2 separate regions of the Homo sapiens genome follow, and region 2 is linked to region 1. Evidence: read pairs that join two places in POLR2A ChIA-PET (ENCODE). Cell type or tissue: B cell. All regions are shown on one strand. Each heading gives the region's core, and the rest is flanking DNA. Links, peaks and the distances in the headings are about the cores only.

Evidence for each region. Peaks named below come from ENCODE experiments on the same cell type or tissue, not always from the same donor. Only the 100,000 strongest peaks of a DNase experiment are listed, where the experiment ranks them.
Region 2: POLR2A ChIA-PET joins it to region 1 with 5 read pairs; 2 of 35 experiments call an interaction of 5 or more read pairs at or near these places.

Annotation. Positions count from the first base shown.
Region 1 is chr15:52,231,391-52,236,775 of GRCh38, reverse strand. MYO5C (myosin VC) reads left to right here. Exons shown (of 41, transcript NM_018728.4): 23 at 1,013-1,106; 24 at 4,091-4,154. LOC105370820 (a long non-coding RNA gene) reads right to left here. Exons shown (of 4, transcript XR_007064638.1): 4 at 1-898. Among named protein-coding and RNA genes, the nearest start is that of GNB5, 43 kb to the right of the region's middle. In B cell, for the core only: no CTCF peak of the experiment used is centred there; DNase peaks (open chromatin) are centred at 1,505, 1,985, 3,175, 4,245 and 2 weaker places; H3K4me3 peaks cover 4,158 bases; H3K27ac peaks cover 5,000 bases.
Region 2 is chr15:52,666,896-52,672,280 of GRCh38, reverse strand. The region is part of intron 2 of ATOSA (atos homolog A); the gene reads left to right. Among named protein-coding and RNA genes, the nearest start is that of ATOSA, 9.8 kb to the left of the region's middle. RefSeq lists enhancers at 188-689, 4,301-4,380. In B cell, for the core only: no CTCF peak of the experiment used is centred there; no DNase peak of the experiment used is centred there; H3K27ac peaks cover 1,563 bases.

The DNA.
Region 1 (5,385 bases), core at 98-5,097:
GCCTATGGTGAGTCCCTGCAAAAGTGTGAGCTAGTGTGTTCTAAGAAGGTGATCTTTATTATCATCCACTCTGCTGCATTTTGTTTTTTTTTTGTTTTTTTAGACGGAGTCTTGCTCTGTCATCCGGGCTGGAGTGCGGTGGCGCAATCTCGGCTCACTGCAACCTCCACCTCCCGGGTTCAAGCAATTCTCCTTCCTCAGCCTCCCGAGTAGCTGGGATTACAGGCATGCGCCATGACGCCCGGCTAATTTTTTGTATTTTTGGTAGAGGTGGGGTTTCACCATGTTGGCCAAGCTGGTCTCGAACTCCTGACCTCCAGTGATCCACCCCCGCTTGGCCTCCCAAAATGCAGGGATTACAGGTGTGAGCCACCGTGCCCAGCCTCTGCTGCATTTTCAAAGTCCTAGCACCCAGGGTTGGTGGCTTGGAGGCCCAGAAGACATCCCTTTGCCCTCCCCATGACCCGGTGCTGGGTGCACCAACACTGCTGCCGTGGGCATCGCCAGCTGCCAGTCACCATCAGTCAGCACCACGGGGCCTGCTGCCAGCCCAGCAGACACTTTACCAGGAGAAGTTGAAATGATAGGAATCCTGCTGTGCTCACACATCCTTCCTGAGTCATAACAGTTGCAAAGTGTGAATCCCCTTTACGCCATCAACTGTGTAATCATAGCATATTCGACATATAAAGTCCCCTGGCTATTGAGAAGCTCGACAAAAGGAAGAAGTATGTCCTTGACATTGAGGAGCCCTTGAATGTGTCCTTTCTCCTTGTTTCAGTCATTGCTGGCCAGGTCGGGAATAGTGTCACCTTTGAAGTCACGTTGAGCTCTTGCATGTGAAACAAATGGCAGCGTCTTACAGTGGCTGGTGCTCGCTGTTATCTATAGACAGGAGCTGAGAAAAAATAAACTAATTTAAGAATATACATCTTTTTGTGAAGAAAGGCAATGGTGACAACTTGAAGTGAGGTTTTCAAAAAAGTTTGTTTTTCCCCCTTCCCTCTGCTAGAAATTGGCAAAGCTTCAGAAGCATAATTCAGAACTGGAAACACAGAAAGAACAAATACAGCTGAAGCTTCAAGAGAAGACTGAAGAGTTAAAAGGTAAAGCTTGGGGGGCACAAATCCAGACATTCACTGATTTAGTCACTCAGTAAACAATACTGGGGTTGACCAGTTTTAGAACCAGGGGTCTCTGGTGTACACTTAGTTTAGTGAGGCAATTTTTGCTCACAAGGAATAGCCATATTTAAGTCGTGGTAACTTTGCCCTACAGATTCGTCTGTTTTATTTCTGTCTTTTGTCAGACAGCACAGCATTTCCTCTCTGTGCCTCAGAACCTCCTGGGCCCTTTGCAAAGTACAGATGGTCGGACCATGAGCCCGGAGCTTTTGCATCAGGAAATGGGTGTGTGTGTGTCTGTGTGTGCGCATTCGTGTGTGGTGGTGTCAGAGGTGGTTCAGACATCCGTAATTTTAGAAAACCTTTACGGTAATCCTGATGTACAGTCAGAGTAATGCTGCAGTCATGTTTGGTGCTCACCAAAGATTTGCAGAAAAAATTCTGATCTGTCGGAGTTACTTAGCCTAAGTGACACCCATGTCCTCTGCTACTGTCCTGCCCTGAATGAAGAAGGGCAGACCCTGGAACCAGTAGGTATCACTTCCTTTAGGGCTGTGGAACAGCTACGCTTAGCCTAGCTCTACACATTTGAGCTTTTCAGCTCAAGTTCAACTTGACAATACTTGTTGTACCCCAGAAAAGGCAACAGGCAACAGAGCCTGGTGATCCCTGACCAGATAGTTTAAATCACCACTCTCAGTGATCTTGCCTAGGGATCTCTTCCTTGAGCTCCAACGTGGGGGCAGCAGGAACACGAGGGTTCAGGCCTGGGGATTCTACACGCACCTCTAGCCCAGCAAATGGTGGATATGATGGGGCCCAGAGGAGTGCAGAGCCCTGGGAGTTCAGGGCGGAGAGTGGGAGGAGCGAATGTTGGTGAAGAGGGAGTAAACAGCCTGACACCAGGGCACTGGGGCAGGAAAGGCTGTGCAGGTGCTGACGAGGAGCAGGCCATGCCCTCCTGTTCTAGGTGCTGCGTGCCCTCCACCCTGTCTCTGTAGGGCTGATGGTGTGGGCACAGAAGCCATGTGAATGTCAGAGATGAACAGGAGCATGTCAGAGGTCCGGGAGTAAACCTTGAACCTGAGTTAGGAAAGGGTTTCCTCATCTCCACCCTTTTTATTACAGCACACTCCTCTTGGGTGGTTGTTTTGGCTTTTTTCCCCCCTAACTTCAAATAGAATTTCCCACAAGGGCATTTAAATTCTCAGGAATATAACCTGAAAATTATGTTTCTGAGACCATGTCATGTTTGGGTGAATAATTTTACATCCTCTTCCAAAAAGTCCATGAAAACTTTCAATGTAATATTTATAAACTGATTATCCTGTGCGCCTCCCCCGACATGGCAAACAGTGTTTTGTGAATAGCACCAACCTTTACCTATGCTTGTGACCTAAGACCCAGGGATGCTATCAAATGCTGTTTCTCCTTTTTGAGATTCTAACTTAACATGGACATAATCCCATTCCTCTTGAGAAGTAAATCACATTCGAGCAGCTTCTTTAGCGCATCTGCAAATGGCCTAAGATGGTAAGCACCAGAATTAAAGCCAATGCTTTTGGTTAATTGAAAATTGAGGTTATATAAAACGTGTTGGCTTCTAAATTAAAGCTTGAGCATTTCCCCCAGTATTTCCTGGCTGCCTTACAACGTTCTGAAGCAGTCATTTTGATTCAGAAACATTTGGCACTATGTTAGACAAACTATTAAACTGTTGGCTAAAAAAAAAAAGTAATTTGGAGAATTGCTATCGACGGTGCACCCCGAGGACTCCTTCTGGGGTGGGGCTCAGAGGTGAGGTAGAGCTCAAGGATGAGATATCAGCTTAGTGCAAATAGGGACATCACCATTTGAGGGGCTGCACTGCCATTCTCCCATTTTGATGGCCCCTGTGGCATATGGGTGTGTTGGGAATGTGGGGTTGTCATAGCCATGGAACGTCCTGCCCTTCGGCCTGCAGACTTTGTGTTTGCGACTCTTGTATTTCAGTGTTAACAGCTGCCTTTTTTGTACTTCCTCTTTCCCAGATAGAGACAGACACTTGATTATTTTCTTGGTTATCACAGATGAGTGGTTCTCAGCTTTGCTGCCACCTCACCCCCCAGACATTTGCCAATGTCTGGAAACAATTTGGGTTGTCACAACTGGAGCAGAGGTGCTACTGGCTTCTAGAGGGTAGAAGCCAGGGTTGCTGCTCAGAATCCTGCAATGCGTGGGACAGCCCCTCTCCACAGCAAAGAATTATCCAGCCCAAAGTAGCAATAGTGCCAAGACCGAGAAACCTTGTCACAAATGGATCATTTTCTTCCCAAAGGGTTTCTATTTATTTATTTATTTTTTTTTTTTTTTAATTTTTTTTTTTTTTTTTTTGAGACGGAGTCTCGCTCTGTCGCCCAGGCTGGAGTGCAGTGGCGGGATCTCGGCTCACTGCAAGCTCCACCTCCCGGGTTCACGCCATTCTCCTGCCTCAGCCTCCCAAGTAGCTGGGACTACAGGCGCCCGCCACTACGCCCGGCTAATTTTTTGTATTTTTAGTAGAGACGGGGTTTCACCGTTTTAGCCGGGATGGTCTTGATCTCCTGACCTCGTGATCCGCCCGCCTCGGCCTCCCAAAGTGCTGGGATTACAGGCGTGAGCCACCGCGCCCGGCCTCTATTTATTTTTAATAATATTCATTGTCTCAAAGCCAATATCTACTTTAATAAATAACAGACCAACAAAAGTACTATAAATGAAACTATTTATTGATAATTCCAATCTGACAAATTTGTGAGAATTATTATTTTGAAACCCCCTCATCTTTATTTCTTGTTTATAAAAAATGAGCTATACTCTCATTGTAAGTCCTGTTAATAATAAACATCACATGATTGTCCTGACATTCTCACTTTCTTAAACATAACATGAAACAATCAAGGCATTGATTTGGCAGACATATCTCAAAAAGCATTCTCTTTTTACAGAAAAAATGGACAACCTCACCAAGCAGCTCTTTGATGATGTACAAAAGGAAGAACGGCAAAGAATGTATGGAATCTAGTTTGCCTTAAAGCTACTTTCTTTCTTCTGTCTGTGCTGTTTTATATTTTCCATCTCAGTTTGCATATAGCAGACACAGATACAAGAAAGTGGGGTGTGACTGTTTTTAGGAAGTGAGATTAGAGATTTATGAGAGCTAAGTTCCACAATGTGTACTGTCAGATACTGAACACATTCTAGACTAGTCCATAAAGCTTCTGCTGGGTGGGTACAGTGGACCACCAGGAATTCTTTTCTTTTCTTTTCTTTTCCTTTCTTTCTTTCTCTTCTTTCTTTCTCTCCTTCCTTCCTTCTCTCCTTCCTTCCTTCTCTCCTTCCTTCCTTCTCTCCTTCCTTCCTTCTCTCCTTCCTTCCTTCTCTCCTTCCTTCTTTCTTTCTTCTTTCTTTCATTTTCTTTCTTTTCCTTCCTTCCTTCCTCCCTTCCTCCCTTCCTCCCTTCCTTCCCTTCCTTTCCTTCCTTTCCTTCCTCTCCTTTTCTTTCTTTTCTCTTTCTTTCTTTTCTTTTTTTTTTACTTTATTGCTAAGACAGTGCAAAATTCAGAGACTACCACCACCTTCAACTTCTACCAAATCCAAGAATTAAGATTCTTGCCTAGGAAATAAACCTCCCTCCTTTCCTTCCCCACCTATTGTCCTTGTTAGTTTGTCTTTTATCCCAAAAGATAAGGTAAGTAATGGACCTCACAGAAATTAAGGCAGGTGCCTGACCTTGTACTGTACCAGCCCACCTTTCCTATCTCAATAGCAAACCCTTTGCTAACCTCCAAGGACTCCAATCTGGGCTTCCCTTCTCTTAAGGAGTCAAAGGTTTTTAGATCTCAAAGTTGGGGTACATGGCAGGGTCCCGGAAAGAGATAGAACATGCTTGGCACATCTCTTTTGGGGGCTAGGAAGCTCAGGGCTGCCTGTGGTGGTAGGATACAAAACTTCCCCATGCAGTGAGCAGGACAGCCTGCGTCTGGGTGAGGAAGCAGGATTCTAAAGAGAGGAGGGAATATCACAGAATCGCTCCAGGAGTTAACAAATATATGAAGTGTTTCATGATCCTCCATCAGTTTTTAAATATGTCTAATTAACTCATTTACCTAGAAAAATATAATTGTCGATGAGTTTTTAATGTGAGGAGAAGAGCTCGGCTCTCGGCATCTGTCCACGTGCAGGGACCACTTGGGAGTGATCATTTCAAGCAGGGGTCTTGGAGAGCCAGGCTGAGGCCAGG
Region 2 (5,385 bases), core at 185-5,184, 440 kb before region 1:
AACTCCTGGGATCAAGAGATCATCCTGCTTAAGCTTCCAGAGTAGCTGGGACTACAGGTGCACGCCACTATGCCTGGCTAATTGTCTTTTTTTTTTTTTTTTTTTTTTGAGAAATGGGGTCTCACTATGTTGCCCAGACTGTTCTCATTCTCCTGGGCTCAAGCAGCCCTCCTGGCTCAGCCTCTCAAAGTGCTGGGATTACAGGTGTGAGGAATTGCACCTGGCCCAGACTCTTATTAAAGTAAAACAGGATGGAATAGGTAAAAAATGCCAGCAGATAATCAAAATATTAGCCTAAGAGCCCATGTGTAATACCACAATTCCTAGCAATAATTTGAGTTGAGCTTTCTCATATTTTCCTTTCCATGTAAAAGATACTCATCTCTTCCCCTTGTTTACCATATCCAGCCCCACTAGCTGCCTTTTAGGTTTTTGATTACCACTTAGGATCTGGTATGCGAAATTCCTTCTGCCTAAAAAGCCTTTCTCCCCAGTCATCACATTGGTGTCTCCTTGTTGTTCTTTTGTTATAGAACTTAACCGTCATTTTTTCAGAGAGGTTTTCTCTCACTACCCTATCCAAAGTGCTCAGTGAATGTTAATTGCTGTCATTTATTAAATGAGATGTCCCTTGTTATTCTTTGTCTGAGCAGCCTGTATTTCCTTCATAGCATTGACCACATTTTGTAATTTCTTTTGTTTATTGTCTGTCTCTACAGCTAGATTTTAAGTTTTGTGAGTCCGGAAACCTTGTCTCTTATTCACACCTGTATTCCCATCATTTAGTAGGCAGTCTTGTACATGGTAGGTGCATAGGTGTTTAATACATATTTGTTAAATGAAAGAATGACTTGTATGTCTCAGTATTTGTGGAGCAGATAGGAATAGGAGCAGCTGGGTAGCAATATTTGATTGTTTTACTGATACCAGCTGAACTTCTGCCAATTTAGGGATTGGTTTGAATTAATGACTGTTAGGCTGTTATCACAATTTTATACTTAATTTTTTGAAAATACAGTTAAGGATACTATCCATAACTTAAATAAAGGTTATATTTCTTAATTAATCATATCTTATTGAATTAAAACACTATAAAATATCTTAAAAGTAGGCAAAAGCCATTTAGTGACAATGGTTTCCAGTTTATATACGTCTAACAAATGATTCATACACAGACATTTGCTAGAAGCTCTCTGATGTCCACCCCCTGTGCTGAATTTGCTCCTATTGCTGTTTCTGAGAGAGAGGGAGAATGTCTGTATGTTCAAATTGGTAAACCTCAGGTTTATGAATATAAGAAAGTACAAGTCGGATAGACTAATGGAAAAAAAACTCAAAGGATTTAGAGTTTAGATTTGGGACCCATTCTTGGATTAAGTCCCAAACCTGTTTACTTATCTGTAAGATGTAGCTGGCTAAGGGTGTTGCTTCTGAGCTTCAACTAAGATAATATGTCAAAGAACATAGTAAGCCATGAGATGCTATATAAATGTGGACTAATTTACTCTGTGGGCAGGATTATTTGTATAGATGTGCAAAGGGCCAGGTCTTCCCAAATACAGCCAGCTGCATCTTAGTTGGTGCTATTCACACAGTATGAGGATTTTATTACTTTTAGTTTCCTCTTGCTATCCTGACAGAAATTATACCAACTAGAGATTCACTTGGATTAATAAATGTATACTTAGTTATACATTTTTCGAGGACTGTTGAAATGATGGTCATATTTTAGTTTAAATGGTTTCCTTTTAGCAGCGTACTATAATGCAAGAAAAGTTAAGACACTAAGCTTTTAGGATCAAATTTGGATTGAAATTCTAACTTCGGAACTTACCAGCCAAATTACCTTGAAAAAATTACATAGCCTTTCTGAACAACGGTTTTGTTTTTTGCTCTAATACCGTCAACCTTAAGCCTTGTGGGAAAGGTAAACTGAGAACATATGGTTTGGCACTTAACATACGCCTAGCACTGGGTAGGGATTGCTAAATGGTTTCCTCTGCTAACAAGAATACACAGCTTGGAACAGCTGCACTGAGGAAATGAGTGTTTCAGAACTCCGTTTTGAAAACTGGTTGGAACAAGCATGAAAGATCAATGGACACTTATGTCACTGTCAACCTTGTCTTCTGAAATATACAATAACATAGAAAAAAGTCAAAACCAGCATTGAACTACCCAATCTTTAATGCAAATGCAATGGAGAGGGAAAGTAGGCAAATTGGAACACAGCCCACTATTTCTGGGTGATAGTAGACCCTAATGAACAGTTTAGAGCAGCATCAGGGCAGAGAGTGAGGCAGAGGTGGGAACTAGAAAGAGGCTGATGGAAAATAGAGTGGTGAGATGTTGCCCAAAACTGCTTTTTTCTTTGTTTCAGAGTATTACCTAGGATTGATTCAGTGCTTGGAGCATGGCCCTTCTGCTTCCATGACCCAGAATTTAGATTTGTTCCATGATGCTGCAAGATGGCCATTATAGGTTAAGAAACCTTTGGTAGACTCTTCTGGGAATCTAATCATAACTCATATTGCTTGTCAGTAATATTTAAGCCTAAATAATGGTCAGACTTAAACATATCCCCTTTGGGAACATGACCAATCTGTATTTGGGAATAAACAATATTTAAAGTTTTCATATTTTGGTTTCCCACTTAACCAAATGTATATTCCTGAATGGAATTAATTTAGCGTCAGTATCTGAAATTAGGCTATTTGTAAAACTTTATCCTAACATCTAGAAAGTGCATTTACATTTTTCATCAAATTAGCAATTTTCTTTTGTGAAGAGAGATCATGGTTTGTGAGAGAGATCATTGGCCATTTCTACTTAAATTTATAACAGTAAGAGAATGTATAATTTTAGCCCTTGATATTGGCAAACTTCTTTTTGTTTATTTTGGTCTTAAAATAACTTTAAAGGTCTATATCATATTTGGTGTGTTTGACAGAAGGATGCTGATATACAAAAAATTATTCATTTTATGAAAGAACTAACCATAGGATTTCTCTAAGTTACCCTACTTTGCTTGCTCTACAATTATTATAATTAAAAATTTCAGGCCAGGCGCGGTGGCTCACGCCTGTAATCCCAGCACTTTGGAAGGCTGAGGTGGGCGGATCACAAGATCAGGAGATCGAGACCATCCTGGCTAACAATGGTGAAACCCCATCTCTACTAAAAAAATACAAAAAAATTAGCTGGGTGTGGTGGCAGGCGCCTGTAATCTCAGCTACTCTAGGACTGAGGCAGGACAGTGAGGCAGGAGAATGGCGTGAACCGGGGAGGCGGAGCTTGCAGTGAGCCGAGATTGCACCACTGCACTCAAGCCTGGGTGACAGAGTGAGTCTCCGTCTCAAAAAAAAAAAAAAAATTTCAAACCCACAGAAAAGTTGAAATACTACAATTAACATCCATTTACCTTTTCATAGATTAATTGTGACCATTTTACAACTTTTGTTTTATCTCCATATAAGTAGGTGGGATGGGTGGGTGGGCTAGATAGACATGGAGTTTTGTTGTCTGTTTTTTTCTATTTTTAATGCAAAGCCTTTTTGTTTATTTCAAACTGGTACTTTTTTCAGTTGACACATTGCAATTGTATATATTTATGAAGTCCAGTATGATGTTCCAATACATATATATGTTGTGTAAATAATTAAATCAGGGTATTTAGCATATCTTTCACCTCATGCACTTATGATTTCCTTGTGGGTGGGAACATTCAAAAGCCTCTTCTAGCTATTTTATAATATATAATACTTTAGGGTTATCCTTAGTCATCCTACTATGCAGTAGAACACCAGAATTTATTCCTCCTATCTAACTGTAATTTTGTATCTGTTGATCAACCTCTTCCTATTCTCTCCTTCCCCTTACCCAGTTTCTGGAAACCACTGTTCTACTCGCTACTTCTATGATAACAGCTTTTTTTTAAGATTCCACATAAGTGAGATCATGCAGTATGTGTCTTTCTGTGTCTGGCTGATTTTACTGAACACGATGTCCTCCAGGTTCATTTATGTTGTTGCAAATGACAGTATTTTATTCCTTTTGTGGCTCTATAGTATTCCATTATGTGTGTGCGCACGTGTGTGTACCACATTTTCTTTATGGACACAGATTGATTCCATATCTTGGCTATTGTGAATAATACTGCAATAAATATGGGAGTACAGATATCTCTTCAACATGCTGATTTCATTTCCTTTGGGTATATATGCCCAGTAGCGGAACTGCTGGATGATATGGTAGTTCTGTCTCTGATATTTTGAGGAATGTCTATACTGTTTTCCGTAATGGCTGTAATAACTTACAGTCTCAACCATGTGTAACTGTTCCCTTTTCTCCACATCCTTGCCAACACTTGTTTTCTTTTGTCTTTCTTTTGTCTCCAGCCATTCTAACCGGAGTAAGGTTTTATCTCATTGTGGTTTTGATTTGCATTTCTCTGGTTATTAGTAATGTTGAACATGTTTTCATATACCTGTTGGCCACTTGTGTAAGTTGCAGATGTCTTGACACTTCAGCCCCAGATACAACATGTATCCAGCAGTATGCTACAGCTGGCAGGTACTGGCTTGCAAAAGCCGATTGTGTATATTTCATTTCAACTCTTCACCTAGTTGGTTACTTGAAATCAGCCATGGTAATGGTATTTATACCATGGAAATTGGCAGTGCTACAAACCAAGGCCTTTTTTCCTCTCTGAGCCAGCCGTTAAACATTTACGGCCATACCACTGCATGTGTCTTCTAAAAATAAAAGTATTCTTCTGTATACCTGCAATACAGTTACTGCATTCAATCTAATACTTACATAGTACTAATATCTAATATACAGTTTATACTCATATTTTCCTAGTTGTTCCAATAACATCTTTAGTCACATTGCCTTTTAAAGTTGTACATTGCTTCCTTTTACAGAAATGGAGTTAGACCCTGATGTTAGACAACATTTACAAAAGTTTTGGAGTATGCCATAAGAATATGATAAAAAATTAGATCATGTAAATAGAACAGCTAATTAATATTTTAGTAGATTTTTCCTCTAGCTTTTAAGTATTTAGGCAAAATGGATTAAAGAGAAAAGTGAATATTGTTGAAATCCCAGATTTTATTCCATTGATAACACATTAAACAATTATATTTTTAAACCTAAAGTCTCAGGCTGACTGACCTCATTTCCTGGTGATTTCCAAGGTTCCCTGCAGTCTAGCCATATTAGTCCTGTTATTCTTCAGTCACTACAAGCACATTTGACACTTTGGGGCCTTTATATTTGATATCTTCGCTCAGAATATAAGTCTCCTGGCTCTTTTTTTTTTTTAACTTGGCTTTCTGCCATCAAAGAAGCCTTCTCGGACCATCCTTCAAAGAGTACAGC